Linked DNA regions of Homo sapiens: all the other regions are linked to region 2. The links are chromatin loops, found by intact Hi-C in ENCODE. Cell type or tissue: heart right ventricle. All regions are shown on one strand. Region 1 overlaps CHST11 (carbohydrate sulfotransferase 11). Region 2 overlaps LOC105369949 (a long non-coding RNA gene). Region 3 overlaps CHST11 (carbohydrate sulfotransferase 11).

The links. Peaks named below come from ENCODE experiments on the same cell type or tissue, not always from the same donor. Only the 100,000 strongest peaks of a DNase experiment are listed, where the experiment ranks them.
Region 1: it touches region 2 in a loop (2.4-fold over the local background); 8 of 110 quality-filtered maps call a loop at or near these places.
Region 3: a loop joins it to region 2, with 2.7 times the contacts of the local background. A loop is called at or near these places in 7 of 110 quality-filtered maps.

Annotation. Positions count from the first base shown.
Region 1 is chr12:104,736,105-104,744,104 of GRCh38, reverse strand. The region is part of intron 2 of CHST11 (carbohydrate sulfotransferase 11); the gene reads right to left. Among named protein-coding and RNA genes, the nearest start is that of MIR3922, 150 kb to the right of the region's middle. RefSeq lists enhancers at 735-1,356, 3,063-3,112. In heart right ventricle, no CTCF peak of the experiment used is centred here; DNase peaks (open chromatin) are centred at 1,457 and 3,284; H3K27ac peaks cover 2,072 bases.
Region 2 is chr12:104,377,570-104,385,569 of GRCh38, reverse strand. LOC105369949 (a long non-coding RNA gene) reads right to left here. Exons shown (of 4, transcript XR_007063432.1): 1 at 7,827-8,000; 2 at 3,618-3,784. Among named protein-coding and RNA genes, the nearest start is that of CHST11, 75 kb to the left of the region's middle. RefSeq lists a silencer at 953-1,153. In heart right ventricle, a CTCF peak has its summit at 3,558 (motif pointing left); DNase peaks (open chromatin) are centred at 3,262 and 3,549; H3K27me3 peaks cover 365 bases.
Region 3 is chr12:104,715,555-104,723,554 of GRCh38, reverse strand. The region is part of intron 2 of CHST11 (carbohydrate sulfotransferase 11); the gene reads right to left. Among named protein-coding and RNA genes, the nearest start is that of MIR3922, 130 kb to the right of the region's middle. RefSeq lists enhancers at 1-456, 2,398-2,447, 2,421-3,049, 3,108-3,197. In heart right ventricle, no CTCF peak of the experiment used is centred here; DNase peaks (open chromatin) are centred at 2,596 and 3,079; H3K4me3 peaks cover 1,225 bases; H3K27ac peaks cover 1,398 bases.

The sequences.
Region 1 (8,000 bases), 360 kb before region 2:
GAATATAAATCATTCTATTATAAAGACACATGCACACATGTGTTCACTGCAGCACTGTTTACAATAGCAAAGACATGGAATCAACCTAAATGCCCAATAATAGTCTGGATAAAGAAAATGTGGTACATATATACCATGGAGTACTATGCAGCCATAAAAAAAGAGAGATCATGTCCTCTGCTGGGACATGGATGGAGCTGGAGGCCATAATCCTTAGCAAACGAATGCAGAACAGAAAACCAAATGCCACATGTTCTCACTTATAAGTGGGAGCTAAATGATGAGAACACATGGACACAGAGGGGAACACTCAGTGGGGCCTTTTGGAGGGTGGAAGGTGGGAGGAGGGAGAAGATCAGGAAAAACAACTAATGGGTACTGGGTTTAATACTTGGGTGATGAAAGAATCTGTACAACAGACCCCCATGACCCAAGTTCACCTATGTAACAAACCTGCATATGTGCCCCTGAACTTAAAAGTTAGAAAAATATAAATTAAAAAAAGAGAAGTCAGAATATTAGGTTTCATGTGATATCTCTGTATTCTTAAATGTTAGCTACAATCATTTTAGTGGTGTGAGCCGAACCATCCCTGTAGGGTTGGTGCCTCCCCCAGGTGTTTGAGGATAGTAAGGGGGTGCCTTCCTCTGGCTGCTCTCAGCCCCCACTGCCTCCAGCCCAGCTGCCCCTGCTCACTTAGTGGAACCTGTGGGCAACTGCAAGAGAAAGACAAGGCGGAACCAGCCAGACTGTGGGAGTCCCTGGGTGCAGTTAGGAAGGCTCACACTCAGTGGTGGATATTAAGAGACACCTCTGGAACCTCAGCTCTCCCATCCCCTTCCCTGCTTCCCTTTTCTTTGTAGTACTTATCTCCTTAGTTTATCTCAATTTACTTATTTTGCTGGTCTCTCCCTTCTTGAACGTTAACTCTGAGATGGCAGGTAGTTTTCACTAATTTTTGTTCACTGTTGTATTCCCAGTGCTTCACATACGGTGGACACTGAAAGCTTTGTTGAATGCATGAATGACTTTGGGACAGCAGGGATTGTTCGGGTCACAAGACGGCCAATGAGGCCTCGTGGGCTTCCTGTGCCTAAACCCGCAGCCCCCACCTCATCTTCTGGTGGAGATTTCTGGCTTAGAGCCTGTGGCTGCCACACAGGAGCTTAGCATCAGCTCTGGGGCTGGAGGCCAAGAGAGAAGAGCGGGGACTCTCAGCCCTGGGTAGAAATGCAACAGCTTTTGATGAGGGAGGGACGCTGGCACTTTCCACCCGTCTGGTGAGGCCAAGAAACAAGAGGAGGGGAATCAAATCACGCTGGAGGGGGAGGGCGCCAAGGGCTGCCCAGGAAGGACTTGGTCTGAGGCTGTGTGGTACCCCCGGGGCTCCCTTTCAGCCAGGCCAGGTGCAGCTGGAAGGGCCTTATTGACATCTCAGATCAGCTGTTTGGGCTTCCGGAGGCCTGGGCAGGGTGCCGGAGGGGGGCAGGAATAGGAATGGGGCTGCTGCCAAGCTGGCCTGCTTTCCGATGAATGGTGGCCCGGAACAGGAACAACGGTGAGGAAGGGATGCAGCTCCCACACTGCTTGGGAAATCAGAAGTAAGGGCAGGCAGGCTGAGCACCTGCTGGCTAGTGCTTTGGGGTCCTCGGAAGTCGCTGCTGGCAGGAGTAGGGGAGGAGGAGCATGGGTCCACTGAGCAGTCCCGGGTGGCTTACCCCTCCCCTAGCCAGGGAGGCCGTCAACCTCCCCTACCACGATGGGCCTCCCAGAGGGTGATGCTCTTGGGAGGCAGGGGCTTGCCTCCCTTCAGGATCTCCTCCTGGCCTCTCCCTTCTTTGAACCAGTTGGCTTCATTGGTTCTCTTCCCAGACTGACCAGAATATTCTACTTCTATTTTGGCCTAATCACTTGAGCCCTTCAGGCCTTAGTTTCCTCATCTGCAAAATGGGGACAACAATAAAGTCTACTTCTCAGGGTCATTTTGAGGATTAGATGAGAGCCCACAAGGAAAGCACATAGCATGGTACCTGGCACATAGTAGGCACTCAGGAAGTAGCTACTGTAAACCTTACAGAGGGTGGTTTCCCAAGTGCCGGGGGCAGGATAGCAGGAATGTTGCTTTGCCTTTCACCTGACAGCATTTCTCAATGTTCAGTGTATGTAAGAATCACAGCGGGAATCTGATGCAATGCGGGTTCCCAGACACCACCCTGAGTAATTCTGGTTCAGTGGGTCGGGCTGTCCTGGGAACCTGCTCTTGATCGCTGCCCCGTGATGATTCTATCAGGCCAATTCTGAGGCTGGTGGTCTCTGTTTCACTTTGAGAACTGATGATTGAGCGTCGCTTTTACATGAGCGGGTTCTGCAGTGAACGCCAAACACATTTGTCATCTGTGCAAAATGCCTGGCTCATGGCGACTTAATATCTCACTGACACAGAAGACCGATAGAGGCAATTGGCGGCAACTTAGATTGGCAGCTGTTAAGCAAATTGGAGGTCTGAAGAGCAATTTTCTGGCAATATCAAGATTAGCTATTAATATGTATTAACAGACTGTAAAGGATTCATGGAATTTCACAGTAACTGAACTATGAATTGAGAGGCACCCAAAGAGGTCCATTTATTTCTTAGTCAAGCAGCATGTTTTAACAATACCCGATTTCTCCATTGTTCCAAAGGCACGCATGAGCCATGCTCTGGGCCTTTCGTTTCTGCATGTTGCATGCTTCCAGTGAGAGGAAGGCTGGTCCTCCCCCAAGAGAGAGGTGGAGCTAGTTCTGCAGATGGGGCTCCAAAGCCCTCCTCCTACCCCTGCCTGGAAGACACCCTCGTTCTCTCCCCAGTAACCACCACCACCAAGCCTGGGGCCCCAACGGAGCCATTTCCACCACCTTTACCTTCACCCCTTTGCCTCAACCTGCTCCATCCTGATCATAGTTAATGTCACTATGAACAATGTGAGCTCAACTCATGCCCTCCCTCCAGGGCAGCTGGGATAAGGCCCAGGTATCTCAGTGTCCCAGGCACTTGGTGCCCAATACTTGCAGAATTCAGAAAAGGGTGATTAGCTTTGTGGCAACACATGAACATCTTTGCAGAGTACTAAGAAGATTTTGTTTATCACTTCACTGCCTTTTTCCTCTTTCAAGAAGGACGGCCCATTCTCAATCATAGTGAAAGTGGAACAGGAAGACCATCGTGGAGTGCTAGAGGGACAAGCACGTCTAAATCCATCCATCTGCTGTTCACTGAGGAAGTCAGACATCTCTGCGGCTTCTTAGGCCATGGCCGAGGACATGAAGATACAGATATCCAGGAACAGAGTCACACACAATGGCAGGGACACAGACCCGGGGCCCAGAGGTGAATAAGACACCCTCAATTGCATGACATCAGAGGTATTAATATTCTTCTGCCTGTAGAGCTTTCAAATAATTTTGCATCTCAGAGTCCTTAGAACCCAGAACTTCAGAGTTACAAAATACCTTTGTGATTATCTGATACCACCCTCTGATTTTCAGATGGCAAAACTGAGGCCCAGAGATGAGAGCTCATCCACCCACTCCCAGAAAGCAGCAGAGCAAAGACTGGAACCCAAATATGCCTTTTTGTTGTGCTGCTGGACAGCAGAGCAAAAAGAGGGATTTTCTCCTTCTATCCACCCAGCAGCCCTTGTTGGAGGTGCAGGGATGGATTCCAGGGCAGAGTGAGAGGGCAGGGAGTGTCATCTGTGTGGTGCCATAACATTCCTATGAAATAGAAAAACCATCTTTGCTACCTTCCATCAACCTCAGAGGAGTATTTTGACAACACATGTAGATTTATGATCAATGGAAATTATAAAACTAAAAAGAAGTGAGTGACCCATTTTATTATCCAGAATAGGGAACGTGGGATAGGTCCCCCTGGGCTGGCCTGATTTCAGAGCTCATTAAAGAAAAGTGAGGCAAGAACTGGGAAAAGTCTTTGCATTTTTTTCTTTAAAGGCCAGTGACCCTACTAAAACTAAGTGGTAGAAACTAAATACATTGATTTCAGGATACAATTTTTACAGAAAATCAGTGTCTCCCTGATCTCATTCAATAAATACTGAACAAAAATGGAGAGTATTTGCTTTGATGGAACAAAGGTTTACTCTCCCTAGGATGTCTGGAACTCTGCGGAGATGAGCAAGCTCATCAGCACAGGCTGGAGATCAGACTCTGGAGTCAGGCAGACCAATCTGGATGTAAAATTTGGCAATGGCCCTGACCAGCCCCATGATCTGGGGTCAGTAAGATTCACTCTCCTGGCCTCAGTCTCCTCATCAGTAAAGTGGGAGCTGAGAGAGCACAAACCTCACTGGCTCTTATGAGGTTTAAAGGGATGAAGTCTGCAAAGAACTTACTGTGTCACTTGACCCACAGCTGCTCTTAAGGGACAAGCAATTAATATTCACAGTTAAAAGTTTTTTCTCATGAAAAAAATAGAGTTCTTTACTATGTGGCTGTTTCCATCAAGGGGCAGCAGAGCAGAGTGGTTCAGAACACAGGCTCTGCAGCCAGACAGCCTGGGCTTAAAATCCGGCTCTAGTACTTACTGGCTGTGGACCTTGGGCAAGTTACTTAATCTGAGACTCAGCATTCTCATCTGTAAAATGGGGATGACGGTGCCACGGACCTCCTGTGGTTATAGATGATGGTGAGAATAGCTGACTGTATGCCTGGTGCACGGATGAATACACTGGCCGAGAGAAGTCACTCTACCTTCTAGAAATTCAGGCCAATGTAGTAATGAAAAGATGAGGACACCTTTCCCAACTAGAATTTTGCCCTAAGCTGCTGACAAGGAGGGAGAGTGGCTGATGTCACTTTTCCTTTCACTTTCCCTGCCTCCCCTGGTTGAAGCCCAAAAAGTGATGAGTTCAGGGTGTTCCAGGTGGAGAGGGAGAGAACGCTCAGGCCTGCTCTTGCCCGCACCCACTACCCGGGCTCCTCTGGCACACACCGGCGTTGGTTCCCAACCTCCCACTGACAGCGTCTGCCACCTGCAGGTCCCGCTTTGCCCTGGATGAGCTTCAGACTGGTCAGCTCACCCCTCACCCCTGCCCAGCAGGCTGTCTACCTCCCAGCCTGGTCCTCCGTCTTCAGGAGGGACCCTGCAACCTGGTGGCAGCTCCATCCTTGGCCTGAATCAGTCCAGTGACTGCCAGTTATGCAAACAGGCCACAGCCTGAGGCGCTGGGGGAGCCCAGTTTGAAGCAAGATATGATTTCAGGGAGAAAGCACACATTCTAACAGGGACAAGGAACAGAAAAGATGGCAATGCAGTGTGGCAGCTGGAGTGTAATTTAGTGGCCAAGAGAAGACACTAGTGTCAGATTCCCAGATCTAGCACCTACTAGCTATGAGGTCCGGGCTTTCTCCTAAAGCCTCTATTTCCTCACTGTAAAATGAGCCAAACAGTACTCCCTGCTTTAAAGGTGGCTGTAAAGCTCAGATGAGAGGAGGGAGTTGCACGTGCCCCTGCAGGTAAGTGCTCAGGAAACGCCTCATTGCATCATGGGGCGGGTGTGAGGATGAAGTCAGGAAGGCCAGACCAGGCCCTTGCCTGGGTGTGTGTTTAGTTCATGTTCACTGCTTTTATTAAGCACAGGTGCCATGGACGCATGGCACAGGAGTGCCGTTCCAGCTTGGGAGAGCAGGGAATGATTTTCCCAAGAAAGAAGTATTCATGCAAAGCCCACAGAGGAGGAGTGAGCTGGCGCCGAAGGCCATCTAAGAGAGGATTGGGTGGGGGAACAGGGAGTGCAGCCTTGAGGCGACAGAGAGCGGGGCACCTCTGCGAACCTCAAAGCTGGTCGGGAAGGGGAAGGGCTCCATGGCTGTCCCTGCACAGGCTTTATGCCCAAAATGACAGGGCAGGCCGGTCTGCTGAAGAAGGATGAGCCCGCGGGGTCTGGGAAGGCTGCAGCACCCCCTGACCAGGGCCTTCCAGAAAGGAAGTGTAGCAGACATAATTACACCGGTCCAGCAGGGCGGGACGTTGGGATCCTTTTTTATACACTAAGTGGCATTCTCTGAGCCAAAGCAAAGAACAGAAAGGTTCAAAAAAGCAAGTAGGATCGGGGCCTGGGGGGTGGGTTTTCATGAATGAATCTGCTTCCTGTGGCAACTGATGCCTCCAAGGGAGGCCTCTTGGCTCCAGGGAACAAAGGCATCCAGTGACAGCTGGGGACAGGCCACCCAGCCTTCCCAGGGGACAGCCTCGCCCTCCCTTTCCGCCTGGCTCATCTTTCACCTCCCCATGCCCAGCACATTCTCAGGCCAGGCCCTCCCTGCAAAACTGCCTGGTGGGGGATTCTCCCTCCTCTATTTCTGAAATGTTCTTTTCTTTTGAAAAACATCAAAACCACAGGCGCTCAAGAGGAGTCAGAAATACCTCCACTCTGTGTCTTCCTCCACTGCCCCGAGGAAGGCACTGGGCAAAAGGGTCAATGCGAGATCTGGAATGAAGCAGAAAGATCTAGAAGGCTCTAGATCAACTGATCATTCACTAACTAATCTATGACCCCAAGGTGGCCAGACAAGGGAAAACTACAAACTCACCTGCAGGGCTCTGTGATGCGTCAGGCATCCCACGAAGTACTTGACAGTCACCATCTCAGTTAATCCTCACAATAATCCCCAAAGTGATATCCCCAACTTACAAATGAGTCAACTGAGGCTCAGAGGGCTTGAATTCATGTCCCAAGGCTCAGGCCTTGCAAGTGGTGAGGCCCAGGTTCCACCCTGGCTGTCCTGTTCTGAAGTACATGTCTTTGGCCCCCAAGTCAGCCACCCCCACGATGACCTCCCGTGTGACCTCAGTCATTCCCACGGGGGATGGCAAGGAGCCTGCAGGCTGATCCACAGCCCAGATCTACGTGGCTTCTGGGTACAGGGAAGCCCCTTGGGCAATGATTATTGAACTCAGTTCTTAGTCGGGAAGTTCTGATTAACTTCCTTTCCTTAAAGTTGTTATGGAGTTTTAAAATTCCCATAGCTAATTGCTGAGGCAGAATATCCCATAAAGATCATCTATAAATGGTGTTAAAGGAAAGTCACATTTTATTCTCATAGATACTCCTGGTCTCAGTTGTGTAAGTCACAGGGTGAGGTTTGGCCTTCTTAAGCCCTGAAGCCACACTTGGTTTCTATCAAGACTCACAATGAAGATGCTTTATGCAGCAGAAGGATGCATTTCTCCTATGCTTTCAAAAATCAGATTTTCAGGGCAGTTTATACATGACTTCTAGTACACCTACAGCGCTGTGTGGGGGACTGAAAGGGACTCGAAGCAGTCTCTTTCATGGACACCTGGATGGAGTTCAGAACTGAACCAGCTTCTCAAAGGGCTACTCTAAGACCCCCAACCCTGCCAACTCCGGGTAAATCAGAGTTCACAGGCCAGACTCACAGAGGGCCAGGTGGGCTTCCCGAGTTGTACGTGCAGTGGGTCCCAGCCCAACAGCCCACCACTGCCTCTCTGAGGCTTTGCTACGCTCAGTCAGCCTGGGGTGCTCTTCAAACTGGGCCAGAATCCAGGAGGGCAGGGCATTTTCTCTGAAAGTTATACGAACTTCTAACCAGAAACATCTGGAAATACATGGGACTCTGCTGGATGCCTCTGGGTAAATCTCCAGCTCGGCCAGGCTGGGCATTCTCTGTATGAGCTTGTGAGTCACTGGTCTTTTTCTTATCATCACCCTCTACAAAATGGCCCTCCCCAACCTTCCTTCTCTCTTCTCTTCTCTCTCTCTTCTTCCTTTCCTTTCCTTCCACTGAACATGCCACACGCAGGGCAGTGAATGTCCTGTTCCTTCTCCATGGAATGTTCTTTCCCCAGATTCTGTAGGCACAGGGATGGTATCTTGCAGGGGGAACTTTGGGGAAGGGAGGATTTATACCAGAGGCGAGAAGCATGCTCTCACCTTCCCGTTGGACATTGCCCATGGAATGTCCCACAGGAACCTCCA
Region 2 (8,000 bases):
AACAAACATATATTAAGACTTACCATGGCTGGGCATGGTGGCTGATGCCTGTAATCCCAGCACTTTGGGAGGCCGAGGCGGGCAGATCACCTGAGGTCAGGAGTTCGAGACCAGCCTGGCTAACATGGTGAAACCCTGTCTCTACTAAAAATACAAAATTAGCCGGGCTTGGTGGCAGGCGCCTGTAATCCCAGCTACTCAGGATGCTAAGGCAGGAGAATCACTTGAACCTGGGAGGCAGGGGTTGCAGTGAGCCATTGCACTTCAGTCTGGGCAACAAGGGCAAAAACTCCACCTCAAAAAGACAAACAAACAACAACAACAACAACAACCAAACCACATGTCAGGCACTGTTTAAAATGCTTTATATGCATTAAATCATATAATCTCTCAACAGTTGTCTCAAGTAGGTACTATTATTTTCCTGATTTTACAGATGAGGAAACCAAAGCAGAGAGGCTATACAGTATTAGATACTGGGCAAAACATGGAAGCAGAGGGAACTACCCACCCACCTGGGCATGCCAAAGACCACTAGTTAGGTATGTTGTGTGGCTGATTCTTCTACCTATAACATAGTTTTGATTTGGACCTTAAAGATTGGGCAGTTCCATTAACTCATTGCATTGGATAGATTCAGATAGGCTATGCTACAGTGACAAGCATTCCCCAAATTTCCTAAGTTTGTTTCTTGGTTATATAAGCAGGTAGGTGCGGGTAACAATCCAGGGTGCCTGTTCTCCATGCAGTGACACACAATCCAGGCTGCTTCAGTCCATCTCGAGAGAAGGCCTCTACATTTATCATGGCAGGGAAGGACAGAGGCTGAAGTGTCACATGGAGGCTTCCACTGACTCAGCCTGGAAGTAACACACCTCACTTGTGCTCACTTTCATTGGCCAAAGCTAGTCATTAGTCATGTGCCCCCACCCAAAGAAGGAGAGGAGAGCTGGGTATTGATGAGCACCAGTAATGTTCACCATACTCACTCATTCAGTAAGTAAGTACCTTCCAGGCCAAACAGGCAATGTGCTAGACTCTGGGTGTTTTAATCCATTCAGGCTGCTATAACAAAATACCACAGACGAGGTGGCTTATACACAACAGAAATTTATTTCTCCCAGTTCTGGAGGCTGGATGTCCAAGATCAAGATGCCAACAGATTCAGTGTCTGGTAAGAGCCTACTTCCTGGCTCCTAGACGGTGCCTTCTCACTGTGTCCTCACGTGGTGGAAGGGGCAAAGGTCTCTCTGTGGCTGTTTTTATAAGGGCACCAATCCCATCATAACAGCCCAATCCTCATGACCTCGTCTAAACCTAATCACCTCCCAAAGGCCCCACCTCCTCATACCATCACCTTGGGGGTTAAGTTTTCAGCATATGAATTTTGAGGAAACACAAACATTCAAATCATAGCACTGGGGATATAAAGATAAAACCACATGAAGCCCTTTCCCAATCCTTATTTATTTTGAACTGAATCTGTTTTCGCAGAGTGCTACACTGAATAATGGCCCCCAAAGACATCCATATCCTAATCTTTGAAACCTGCGAATATGTTACTGCCCATGGTAAAAGAAAATTTGCAGACAGGTTATTAAGGATCTTGAGATGAGAAAACTATCCTGGATTATCTGTATGGGTCCAAGGTACAAATCCTTAAAAGGATGCAAGAGGATCAAATTAGTAGCAGAAGATGGGGTGACAGAAGAAAGAGGTTGGAGAGATGTAAGAAGGGGTCACAAGGCCAGCAACGTGGATGGCCTCTGGAAGCTGGGTAAAGCAAGGGAATGGATTTTCCCCTGAGGTCTCCGGAGAGAACACAGCTCTGCCAACATCTTGGTTATAGACTTCTGACCTCTAGAACTGTAAGAGAATAAATTTGTGCTGTTTTTAGCCATTCTATTAGTAGTAATGTGTTAGAGCAGCAATTGAAAACAAGTAAACCTATGCTAGGGCTGGGATGGGAGAGGTACAAAAATTAGTGACAATAGGAATGGCAGGGCATGGTGGCTCACGTCTGTAATCCCAGCACTTTGGGAGGCTGAGGTGGCGGGATCACCTGAGCTTAGGAGTTTAAGACCCAGCCTAGGCAACATGGTGAAACCCTGTCTCTACTAAAAACACCCCCCTCCAAAAAAAATTAGCCAGATGTGGCAGTGCACACCTATAATCCCAGCTACTTAGGAAGATGAGGTGAGAGGATCACTTGAGCCCCAGAGGCAGATGTTGCAGTGCACTGTGATCATGCCACTGCACTCCAGCCTGGGTAACAGAGTGAGACTATGTCTCAAAAACAATAATAATAATAATAATGGCCGGGCGTGATGGCTCACGCCTGTAATCCCAGCACTTTGGGAGGCCAAGGCGGGTGGATCACAAGGTCAGTAGTTTGAGACCAGCCTGGCCAATATGGTGAAACCCCATCTCTATTAAAAATATAAAAATTAGCTGGACATGGTGGTGTGCACCTGTAGTCCCAGCTACTCAGGAGGCTGAGGCAGAAGAATCACCTGAACCTGGGAGGCCGAGGTTGCAGTGAGCCAAGATCGTGCCACTGCACTCCAGCCTGGGTGACAGAATGCGATTCCATCTCAAAATAAATAAATAAATAAATGTGATAAAATAATAACTGCCAATGTCCATCAAGCACTTACTCGATGCTGGGGCTGGCATGGTGGCTCCCTGCCCGTAATCTCAGTGCTTTGGGAGGCCAAGGTGGGAGGATCACCTGAGCCCAAAAGTTGAAGGTTACAGTGAGCTATGATCGTATCACTGCACTCCAGCCTGGACAACAGAGCAAGATCCTGTCTCTAAAAAAATAAAAAATAAAACTTCACTACACTATGAGATGAGATGAGTGTCTTTATTATCTCCAGATGACAGTTGTGAACCTGAGGCTCACGAAGGTTAAGTAACATTAAGTAACATTCCTAAGAGGGCACCATAGCTGTGGGTGGTCAAGACAGGATTTGGACTCAGTCCAGAATCTAGCAAAGATGTGTACAAGTCTTGCCCAAGGCACACTGCTAGCGGCAGAGGCAGGACAAAACCTTGAGCCTCCCAACTGACTCCAGAGGACTCTTTCCCTAAAGTATACTTAACGTGGTGGGGTAGATCAAAGTATCTGCAGGGGGCAGGATCTGGAAGGGGTGTGGGCATTGAGCCAGCCTGGAAGGGACGTGGAGCCCAGGGTAGATTCTTTAAGATTCTTTACAGGCCTGGCCGGGGTGTTGACACTTCATAACCACACAGAGGCTCCGCGTGGGCATGCTTGTCTCAGCAGCCCACACGGAGGTAGGTGCTTCTGACATCTCGCAGGAGCCTCCAACCAGCACCACCTCTCAAGCCTTCCCTCCTTTGTCAGTAGGGAAGTCAGAGAAAGTATTACCAAGTCCACCAACCCAGAGCTCGTGGGGTCCTTGCAGCTTCTAGACTCTAAAGTGCATCTCACTTAAAGAACAAATGCCCCACAGACCAAATCTAGCTAAACAGAGGTTCTTCGGTCCACTGTTGGCCTCCAAGAGCAACTGTATGTTTTGAGCGCCACCTAGTGGTACCCAGGGCCCCCAGCGTTTTTGACTTCTCAAACCTGCCCTTAAGGACGGAGCTCCTACCTCCCGCCTCGGAGGTCTCTCCAGGTAGGCTAAGGTGACTTAGAGGACCGCCAGCCCCTTCTGGTTCCAGAGCTCTTCAGAGAGGTCCAAGGCCAACTGGTTCCTCGAAACTGTGGGTTTACATCGGGACTGCCCCATCCTGGGCTCTGCCTGTCAAGAATGCTGTCCTGGATTAGGGCACAGGAGAATGCGTTTTGTCATTGATCTGGAGGGAGGGAAGGCATGTGGAGGAATCAGCATCTCATTTCAATGTGAGAGAAACTAATGGAGGGAAGAGAATTTTTTAAAGCTAGTGAGAACACACATTCATTTGACAACTTAGTTAAAAAGGACCGATTCCTTGAAAAATACAAATGACTACAACTCACCCAATGTGAACTAGATAATTTGAGTATGCCTACAACTGTTAAGGAAATCGAATTTGCAATTTTAAAACTCCCAAAAAAGAAGTCTCCAGATCCAGATGGTTTCACTGAAGAATTCTACCAAATGTTTAAAGAGGAATTCACACCATCTCTCTACATTCTCTTTCAGAAAATAGAAGAGGAGGGAACACTTTCCAATTCATTTTATGAAGATAGTATTTCCCTGATATTAAAACCACAGATAGGAATGAGTACAGTGGCTCACATCTGTAATCCTAGCATTTTGGGAGGTCAAAGTGGGAGGATGACTTGAGCCCAGGGGTTCAAGACCAGCCTGGGCAACAAAGTGAGACACTGTCTCTATAAAAATTACAAAAATTAACCAGGCATGGTAGCATGTGCCTGTAGTCCCAGCTACTCGGGAAGCTGAGGCCAGAGGACTGCTTGAGCTTAAGAGGTTGAGGCTGCTGGCTGGGCACGGTGGCTCACACCTGTAATTCCAGCACTTTGGGAGGCCGAGGTGGGCGGATCACTTGAGGTCAGCAGTTCGAGACCAGCCTGGCCAAGATGCCGAAATCCTGTCTCTACTAAAAATACAAAAATTAGCCAGGCATGGCGGCACATGCCTGTAATCCCAGTTACTCAGGAGGCTGAGGCAGAAGCATCACTTGAACCTGGGAGGCAGAGGTTACACTGAGCCAAGATCGCGCCACTGAACTCCAGCCTGAGCAACAGAGAGAGACTCTGTCTCAAAAACAAACAAACAAATAAATAAAACCAAGGTAGTAAAAAAAACCTACAGATCAATATCCCTCATGAATATATACATGAAAATCCTTAACAAAATATTAGCAAATAGAATTCAGCAATATATCTCAAGGATTGTACAGGATGACCAACTGGAGTTTATTCCACAGATGAAAGGGTAGTTGAATATTTGAAAATCAATCAATGCAATCCACCATATTAACAGGTGAAAGAAGAGAAATAATATGATCATATAAATTAATGCAGAAAAAGCATTTGACAAAATTCAGCACCCATTTGTAAAAAAAAAAACTTACAAAACTATAGCTAACACACTTAATGCTTGAAAGACTAAATGCTTTCCCCCACAAAATTAGTGACAAGGCCAGGAGGTCCATTCTTTTTTTTTTTTTTTTTTTTTTTGAGACAGAGTCTCACTCTGTCACCCAGGCTGGAGTGCAGTGGCATGATCTCGGCTCACTGCAAGCTCCACCTCCCGGGTTCACACCGTTCTCCTGCCTCAGCCTCCCGAGTAGCTGGGACTACAGGCGCCCGCCACCACGCCCGGCTAATTTTTTTTTTTTTTTGTATTTTTAGTAGAGACGGGATTTCACCGTTTTAGCCAGGATGGTCTCGATTTCCTGACCTTGTGATCCACCTGCCTCTGCCTCCCAAAGTGCTGGGATTACAGGCGTGAGCCACCACGCCCAGCCAGGAGGTCCACCCTTATTCAGCATAGTGCCAGAAGTTATAGCTAGTGAAGTCAGGCTAGAAAAAAGAAAAAGGCATACAGTTTTGCTTATGTTTGCAAATCAAGAAGATTAAGGTCACTTATGAAGCATAACGGGCTTTGTCTGCTCAGGGATTCTTCACACTGGTCTTCATCTTAATTTATTTTAACACTACAGAGATGAGGAAATCACTTGAGAAATTTTGTAATGAACTAGCAAAGCCCAAGTTCCACTCCCCATGACTGGCTTCCTCTGGTCCAGGGTAGGGCCTGAGCATCTGAATTTTGTAACACTGCCCAGGTGATTCTAAGGTGCACATTTAGCAAATGTGAGAACCACTTTACTAAAGGGAGAGCTTCCAAAAAACACCCAAATACAGCGCATCTCCAGGTTTGGTTCCTGACCAGTTGGCAGCCTCAGTGTCACCTGGGAGCTTGTTAGAAATGCCCAGCCCCAGGCCGGGCGCGTTGGTTCACGCCTGTAACCCCAGCACTTTGGGAAGCTGAGGTGGGAGGATCACCTGATTTCAGGAGTTCAAGACCAGCCTGGTCAACTTGGTGAAGCCCTGTCTCTACTAAAAATACAAAAATTAGCTGGGCATGGTGGCATGTGCCTGTAATCCCAGCTGCTTGGGAGGCTGAGGTGAGAGAATCACTTGGACCCAGGAGGTGGAAATTGCAGTGAGCCGAGATCACATCACTGCACTCCAGCCTGGGTAAAAGAGTGAGACTATGTCTCAAAAAAAAAAGAAAGAAAGAAAGAAAGAAATGCCCAACCCCAGACCCCACCCCAGACCTACTGAATGAGAAACTCTGAGGATACGACCCAGAGATCTGCTTTTTCAGAAGCCCTCCTCTGATTCTGATGCCCACTCAAGGCTGAGAACCTCTGCCTCAGCAGACGAATTCTAGGAGAAACTGATTCACAAACTACAAACTAAATCTGGTTAAAAAGCATCGAGAACATTGTTCAGCCTCCGTGGTGATCAAAAGAAAGGCAATGTAAAAACAGCAGTGAAATCCCATGTGACACCTGTCAAATTAGTAAATTTCAAAATCAGGCAAAGAAATAATAGTACTTCATGATTCCCTTTTCACACAACTAGGTTAGTACAACCATCTAGTTTGCCAAGGACTGAGGTTCCCAGAATTTGAGGTTTTCTGTGCTAAAGCCAGAAAGTCTCTGCAAGCCAGGACCAGTTGGTCCTTCCATACAAGACTCATCAGATTGGTATCACTATGGTTTACTCTCTGTTGTCCCCATTGGACTGTAATCCATAGGGACAGGACCCTGTGTGTCTTGTATTATAGCCTTCTCAAAGGCATCAGAGTCTAGAGGGGAGGAGAATGAGTGCTGAGTTCGGTCTGTCTGGCTTCAAGTCCTAACTCCACAGATTATCAGCTGTAAGACCTTGAACAAGCTATTTCTACTTTCTGTACCTCAGTGTTCTCATCTGAAAAATGGGTATGATAAGAATGACACAGGACTGATCTCATGGGGATATTGTGAGAATTGAACATGAGTTACTGCATGTGACCCACTTAGAATAGTGCTGGGCATATAGAAAGTGCTCGATGATGTTAGCTACAATTATGAAAGGAGGGGAGCCCGCAAACCCCATTTGAGAGATTGGAAGTAATCGCATGGTGGTTACAGAAGCTGTAGGTGGCTGGATTTTCTGGATGGTGGATAGACAGCAGTCTCTGGCTACCTCCAAAGGGTCAAGAGGGAACTTTTCAGGGTGAGGAAGATGACACAGGGGGGCCGCAGGCTGCCCCTGGCCTTCCCCTTTCTGGGTCCCCTACTCATTTTCCCTTAGACAGACTCCCCAGTGCCTGGGGTCCTCAGGGATCCCGGCCTAAAACTACACTTTCCATTGAATTCTCACTTGAGGAGGCCCGGGGCTCTCACTGGAGAGGCCACCCCAGGAGGGTGGATGCTTCTGTTCATTGTTGAGGAACCAGGACTGAGCTTCTAGCACAGGGTAGGTACTTTGTAACTATTTGTTAAATGATTAATTTTAATGAGTCAATTTTGTTTTCTTTGTTTTTATTTTTGTTTTTGTTTTTTTTGATAGGGTCTCTCTCTGTCACTAAGGCTGGAGTGCAGTGGCACAATCTCCACTCACTGCAACCTCAACCTCCTGGTTTCAAACAATCCTCACACCTCAGCTTCCCAAGTAGCCAGGACTACAGATGTGTACTAACATGCCCAGCTAATTATTGTATTTTTTTTCTTTTTAGAGATGGGGGTCTCACTATGTTGCCCATGCTGGTCTTGAACTCCTTGGCTCAAGCAATCCTCACTCCTCAGCCTCCCACAGTCCTGGAATGACAGGCATGAACCACTGTGCCCGACCTACATACCTTTTTAATTATCGTCATCTATCAGTGCCCAGATCTGCCTCATCTCTGGTCCTGCCCTTGATCAAGACCCTCCCAGCTGTGTCCTTCCTGTTGGGTCATGAACCAGGAAGCAGAATGGCCATACACAAAATGGCTGCACCTGGGAATCCCCCAGGGGTCCTCTCCCCATTCGCC
Region 3 (8,000 bases), 340 kb before region 2:
GGCACTCCATGGAGGTTTCATTCTCGCTCTAACAATAAAACTAAAACAGGGAGTGATTTATCGGAGTGAGTGTCGGGAAAGGGGAGCGCAAATTCTCACTTCACTGCAGGCCACAGATTGAACAAGCCTTCAGGGTTAGGGGTGGTGCAGGCAGAGGCCTGGGGCAGACCCACGGCCCCCCAGACGCCCACCCCGCCCGCCAGGCTGTCCTGACTATGTTGTGTGTGTACTTGCTGTGTGATCCCGGGCAAGTCGGCAGCCTCTCTGTTTTCTCATCAGCGATTTTAAGACAGGAATGAGTTAAAACAAAGGGCTCACAGCTGTATTAGGGATATCGTGAGTATTAAATACAGTCCTTGAGGGGCCCAGCTGCCGTTGTTGTCATTGTTGTTAATACTGCTGACTGCTATCATGACTCCCAGGGGAGGTGATACTACGCTCACACCACAGATCAAAAAACTGAGCCACAGGGCCTCAGTCCTGAGGCAGGACTCAGCCAGGCATGTCAGGCTCCTGTCTGGGGTAAGTGGGTCTGACAGGGCACGCCAGCACCACCCCCCTGAGAACTGAGGGACAAAGGCCAAGAAAGTCATTAGCCTTCCCCTAGACACAGAGCAGCCTTCCCGTAGGACACGTGGGTTTGTCTGTGCAGGTTTGAAATCCTTAGGAAGTGACACTTATGAGCGTTCTGGAAAGGTGTGATCCCCATCTCAGCCTCACAAAGGTCTTGGCTCACTTTGATGATGTTTCACTGCCAGGGCCTTTGAGAAAGTCTCCCCTCACCTCCCCCCAGGTATCAGCAGGAAACAGAAAGATGACCTGCAGGGGGATGGGGCCTTGTTTTCTTTGGACACTCTTTCCAGCAACGACTCCAGACAGCAAGGCTGGAAGAGAGAACCAGATCACAGGAAGGAACAGGTGCCAGGCTACGTCCACCATAGCCCGTCCTCTTCCACAAGCAGAAACGATGACGTGTTAGAAATAAAACTCATCCTCACCATTTTTGAACGTCTGCAAAGGCACAATTCATCCACTTTACAGAGGCACTTACACTGTGTTTCAGAAAACCAATCTACCTCATCTAAGTACTGCAGTTCAGTCAATATACAAAATATACTAAAAACCACGGTTAGGGCAGTGCTGAGTTTGGGCATCACACTTAGTTTGTGCTTCCCAGTAGCCAAGGTATAAAGAGAAATATGATGGATTATGAAAACTTTTACCTCTGATGAAGTTAAAAACACACCAAATTGGCCAGGCACAGTGGCTCGCATCTGTAATTCCAGCACTTTGGGAGGCTAAGGCGGGCAGATGGCTTAGCCCAGGAATTCAAGACCAGCCCAGGCAACAATGGTAAAATCTCATACACACACACACACACACACACACACACACACACTTAGCTGAGTGTGGTAGTATGCGCCAGTAGTCCCAGCTACTCCAGGGACTGAGGGGAGCGGATGGTTTGAGCCTGGGAGGTCCAGGCTGCAGTGAGCTATGACTGCATCACTGCACGCCAGCTTGGGTGACAGAGCAAGACCCTGTCTCAAAAAAACCCCCCAAAACCAAACAGGCAAACAACAACAAACCCACAGAGAATTTAGAGGTGGGACGTGGATCTGAGTTTAAACTCCATCACTTGCAGACAGTGCAACCTCAGGCAATACCTTAACTTCTTATTTCCTTGTTTATTAGTCTCAGTAATATCTCAGAATATTGGGGGAATCGCCTGAGCCATGTATGTGGCAGTGCTTTGAAAATTATACAATATCTTCCAGAAATCTGACTTATCATGGAGTATTTATAGTGGTTCTTTCAGTGAAACGATCTATTTTTTTTTCTATGCTGGTTGTGTTCTCTTTGAGGTGGCTCTGAAAACGTTTGTTCACGTAACTCCTTATACCAGGGACGCTGTACAATAGGAAGGACAGTAGTCACACCCCATTTTGAGCACTCATTCTCTATCAGGCGCAGGGGTACACTTGCCTGAGTTTGAATGAGTTGAGCACACTGTCTAACCCATGGCACCTTCACAGACATTCCGGGATAGAAATACCATTAGCATTCCTATTTTGCAGAAGAGGAAGCTGAGGCACAGAGATACATGAACCGATCTGACTCTCTTTCCCATAAAGGTGGCACAGACGGTCAGAGACAGTGAGCCAGTGGGGCCCTGGACCCATGTGGGATTAAAGGCTCTATGCTGAAGGCACCATTCTGAGGTAGCTCTGGTGTGTGTGTGGCTGTGTGTGTCTGTATCTGTGTGGGAGAGAAAGAGAGACACAGAGATAAGCCCCACCAGAGACTTAAGGGCTCAGAGAGCACCAGGGACCCACAGCCCTACTCCTTAAATCTGTGATGCCTGATGAGATGGGGATGGGGATGGGGCCAGGCCCAAACCCAGCTTCTGGCTTTAGGGTTTGCTCTTGCATTAAATTCCCCTTGGTTTCAGCACCACAGGGTGGGTTTCAGTCTTTTGTAAGCAAACATTTCTCAGGGAAGTCATGAGTCTTCCTTTAGAAAAACCAAGGAAGCCAGCTTAGCCGAGGACCAGCCCCGGCCCTGGAGCAAACGCTGCGGGGCACATGAGATGGTTTCTCCGCCCTTCCTACATCCACGACCTCTCAACCTTGCTCCTCTGAGCCCCAGAATTCCAGGCTCACTAGGAGAGGTGAACGGCGTCTATAAGACGTGCTGTCATTTTAAAAGTCCCAAAGCAGCAGCGACTGGTCCACGGTAGACGACATTTCCTGTTTTTGTGAACTTGTTTTGTTTTTTTTTCAAATTAGATTTCTACTCACTGATCCTCTCCATTTTTTTTTTCCCCTTTTTAAAATCAAACAGCAGATCAAAAGAAAAGCAACAGAAAGCTCGTGGTGTTCCTCTGCCTCAAAGGCCAAACGTCTGTGGGTTTTTTGTCTTGGCTGCCGACCGCAGCACGTCACACTGTTTGAAATTTGCAGCTGCGATCATTTATCTTCAGGGGACAGGGGTGGTAGGTGGCCGTGGTCCTGGGGAGACCCCGGGAGACCCTCCCAGCGCATGACATGAGTGTAGCTGCCGTCCAGCCCTAGGTCCTGTCTTCCTGGATGAGGAAATACCGTGCGGGGTCTGGAAGGGGAGGCTGCACGCAGCCCTCAGGGAGAGACACAGCACCAAACGCCTTGGACGCCATGAGTCCCAGCCCTGCCTCTCACGATCGTGAGGCTGTGGGGAGCAACTCGGCCTTCCTCAATTCCAGTTTCTTCATCTGTAAAAAGGGAAAATCCTGGTACCCACTGCATAAGATTGAGGATAAAATTAGACTCTGCAGGTAAAATGCTTGGCACACAGTAGACTCTCAAGACATGGCAGCTGATGCCAGAGTCGGGGAGCTGTCCTGCCTGCAGGGCAGTGTTTCAGGAGGAAGCGTGCTTCTTGGGGCTCCGGATGCCGCCAGCAATGTTTACGAAACTAGACAAGTCCACTTATTCAATTTACAAAAAGCAACATGTTTACAAGCCCCTCCATAGCTTTGGATCTAAAGGCGGAAAAGTGCCTGGACACCAGCGTTAGTCTGGAGAGAGGGAATTCTTCTCAGGAGCCACGGAGCAGGGACCCATTCCTAAACCATTCCCGCTTTTCCTCCAGGAAATGGGTGCAAGACAAGGAAAGCCATGGCCTGGATTGTTACGTAGAAGCAGCTGGGACACAGTGTTCCCTGGGGCATCTGGGGACAGTGGTGCCTGTAACTGTCCCCTGGCCATGGGGTGCAGCCCCCGCCACCCCTCCCTGAGTGCCCAGGGCCAGTCCATCCTCCATGCCACAGCCAGGGCCGGCTGGCCATGCCCCAACTCCTCATTCTGAAGAACACTGAAAATAAAGAGGGGTCCCAGCTAAGAGGGGGTGTTTATAACTTGAAAAATGCTGATAACGCCAGCCAGTCATTTGCCCTGAAGTAGGTAATAGCTAGAGCAGCATTTCTTAGAATTAAAAAAAGACTATGAATAGATAGTTATGCTGTGTCTGCAGTCAGGGCCCTCCAATTAATGGCAGGAAGCCTATGTTTCTGTCGGACTGCAGCCTGAGCCCTGTGTGCGTGCACCTGTGCACGAGAGAGACAGAGTGAAGTGGGCAAGGGGAGCGTGGGTGGATGGTGTGTTGACTTCCAGAACTTCGGATCTCAGGTGGTCACCTAGAAATCCAATTGATGGGAAAGAACATGATTTCCTACTTGTAAGCCAACATGGCATTTCTTTATGCAAGCCCCTTATCTAGAAAGAGATGCTGGTGTCACTACAAAGGGACATGGGGACTCCAGAACTCAACCCTGGCCCACTGAGCATGTATTCAAGCTGGGGAGGCAAGAGCTGTCAGCCTAGAAGACAGTACGTTGCGGAGTGTCTGCTTCCGGGCGTCACCATTCTGGAACCATAGCCACCAAGGCAGAGTCCTGGGGGCCGCGCCTGCAGCCCAGCCCTCACCCAGCAAGAGAGGGAAGGATGAGGAGGCTGGGTTTACTGTGCCCCATTCTGTACCCTCAACCTAAGTGGCCGTTGATCCTCCAAAGGAGAAATGCATTGGGGTTCCATGCACCCTGGAAAGTCGGAGAACCTTCCCCGACAGAAGCTCCTTTCCTGCAATTTACTGTTCAAGCCTTCAGTAACTTCTGCCTTGCTCCTCAAGAACCTCCCTTGTCTTGTTTAATTTAGACCTGGGCAGTAATGAGGACTGTGTCGACTCCACTCTCGTCCACCGGAATGAAATTTTTCATTAAGGAGTTCCTGGGAGACTGGCCAAGTTTACTCTCGCAAGCATTGCATCTGCCTGCTTGCTGCAGTCTTCAGGCTGGCTGGCTAAATGACAGTCCTGGGTGGCAGGGAGGAGACGCCCCCAATTTCAGTTCTAAAGTAGGAGTGATTGCTTACCTCTATGGGGGGCCTGGGGAACTACAAACAATCGCCACTCCTCAAAGGGACTGCAGGTGGCAGGGAGTGTTTTGAAAATATTCATTTTCTAGAAATTCATTCTTCATTAGTAACACACGGAAGGCAGTGTGATGTGGAGAAAGAGCCCAGGCAGCTCACTGAACAGCTGAGTGACACTGGGCTGGCCACACAATCCTTGTCAGCCTCAGTCTCCGTATCTAAGCAGTAGGGATTCAAACGAAATTCCGTCCTCACCTGGTGGTTGTGCAGCTGCAATGGAACAATGTGCGTGAATGGTAGAGAAGTAGGAGGTCAAGCCAGGAAAGAGAGAAGATTCTGGAGTCCAACTCCCTGGGTTCAAATCCCACTTCTGCCACTGACAGACTGTGTGGCTTCAGGCAAGTCACAAAACCCCTCTGTACCACAGCTGTCTCATCTGTCAAATGGGGCTGACAACTGAAACTACTTCAAGGGACTGTCATGAGAATTTAGTGAGGGAATGGGCATCTCATGCTTGGCAAAGTACCTTTCGCATAGTAAGTGCTCAATAAAGATGGGCCCAGGAGTGGGGCCGCTGCTGAATGCAACCAACGCTGGCACGTGGGAGGGGCTCCATGAACAAGTCCTGATTCTGCATCTGGGCTACTGCCCTATTGTCTTTTACTTTTATTTATTAATTTAATTAATTAATTTATTTTGAGACAGAGTCTTGCTCTGTCGCCCAGGCTGGAGTGCAGTGGCACAATCTTGGCTCACTGCAACCTATGCCTCCTGGGTTCAAGCGATTCTCCTGCCTCAGCCTCCCAAGTAGCTGGGATTACAGGCGCCCACCACCTTGCCCAGCGAATTTGTTGCTGTTGTTGTTGTTGTTTGTTTTGAGGCAGAGTCTCACTCTGTCACCCAGGCTGGAGTGCAGTGGCGTGATATCGGCTCACTGCAACCTCCGCCTCCCAAGTTCAAGTGATTCTCCTGCCTCAGACTCGAGAGTAGCTGGGACTACAGGCGCCTACCACCACACCATCTAATTTTTGTATTTTTAGTAAAGACGGGGTTTCACTATATTTGCTAGGCTGGTCTCGAACTCCTGACCTCATGATCCCCCTGCCTCGGCCTCCCAAAGTGCTGGGATTACAGGTGTGAGCCACAGCGCCCAGCCTATTGGCCTTTATTGAGGCTTGTCTTGCTGGCACTTATGACCATCCCCGGAAAATGACTAAAAAAATCCCTGAAGCCTGGAGCCATGCAATTCAGAAAGAGATACCATGAAGACCTACTGAAGGAAGCGCTGGTCTAAGTCCTTTCCCTCTCAAAATGGTTTTGGGGCAGCTAAATGGAGAATTCCTTCATTCACTTTCCCATCTTCCTGACTAACTGAAAATCCCTGTGGTTGGAAGAATAACCTCCCGCTCTTCCTGCATCCAAGATGTCCACATCCTAACCTGCAGAAGCTGTGAATACGTTATGTTACATGGCAAGGGGGAATCAAGGTAGCAGATGGAATTAAGGCTACTAATCATCTGACCACAAAATAAAAAGATTAGCCTGGATTATGTGGGTGGGTCCTGTGTAATCTGTAATCACAAGGGTCCCTTAAACGTGGAAGAGGGAGGCAGGGGATTCAGTGATAAGATGCAAGAAGGACTTGACTGGCCATTGCCGGCTCTGAGGATGGAAGCATGTCATGAGCCAAGGAATGAAGGTGGCCCCCGAAGCAATAATCCCCTTGATTTGATTTTAGCCAGTGAGATCCACATCAGATTTCTGAGCCCCAGAACCATAAGATATAAATGTGTATTGTTTGAAACCATTAAGTTTGCAGTAATTTGTTACAGCAGCAATAGGAAACTAAGATAGTACCAGATGATTCCTTCGTCTTCGAATCTAAGGTAAATTCTGGGCCTGTGAAGCCCTCCGTGGATGAGCAGCATTCACAGACCCTGCCCCTGCCTCCCCCAGGCACGTTGGGAGCGATCACGTATGTGTTTGCTCATGCATCCTTCATGTATTCAGCAAATATTTCCTGAGAACTTTCCTTGGGACACAGCAATGAAGAAGACAGGCCATCCCCTGCCCTCATGGCACTCACAGCCAAAAGTGGACACTAATTTACGACAGGTATGGATGCGAGACGATCATAGAAACACTCTTCTGTACTTACTACGTGCATGGCAATGTGCCATATATTAATTCGTTTACTTCTCACAATACTCATGAGGAAAGGAACATTATCATCCCCATTTCACAGATGAGGAAACTGAGGCATAGAGTGTTTGCATGAGGTGCTCATGGTCACACAGCTGGGTGGGGGTAGACTCAGATTTGGAACCCAGGCAGTGCTTCCATCACTATACTATGCTGCATCTGAAATGACAAGGGATGGGGGCCATCCCAGAGAAGAAGGACGGTGTGACTCTGGCCTCTAAGGTTTCTCTCTACCCTAAAGGAAGGGAGTCCCCATTTAAAGCAGATGTCTGCGACATTGGCTCTGGGGCTGATATTCAAAGGGCTAAATATGACAGAGCCCTTGGCACCCCGTGTGCAGACACAGCACCACCAGATCCACCCAAGCTAGGGGCTTGAGCTATACCTTTCTCTGGGCTTGGCACAGACCCCAGGCCTGGGCTGGAGCTGAGCCAAGCCGAGCCTGCTGACAGTCAACAGGCCTTTACTGACTGTTCATTCTCTGCAGCACACGGCTGTCCATTAAACGCGGATCTAATACTGCTATAGGTCAGGTTAGCTCATCGAGAATGCACAGGGTGATGCTCTCTCAACGAGAGAAAGGCGCGACACACACGAGCTCATTTATTCCAACAACAGCCTGCAGCCCCAGAACCCTTTCATCCCTGAGCGATATCCCCCAGGGGTGGGGACAGCAAGGTGGCAAGGCTTCCTGTCAGGGGGAGGGGAGTCACAGGAGCCTAAGCCGGGAGGGGCTGGTGCATGTGGGGGCCCTCCTGGGAGTTAGGGCAGCAGCATCCTTTGGCAGCCAGGCAAACCCTGGCCTGGGTCCATTTCCTCTACCTGTACCTCTCTAGCTGGGTGACCTACAACATGCTCCTCTGGATGTCCAAACTTGCACATCTATAAAGT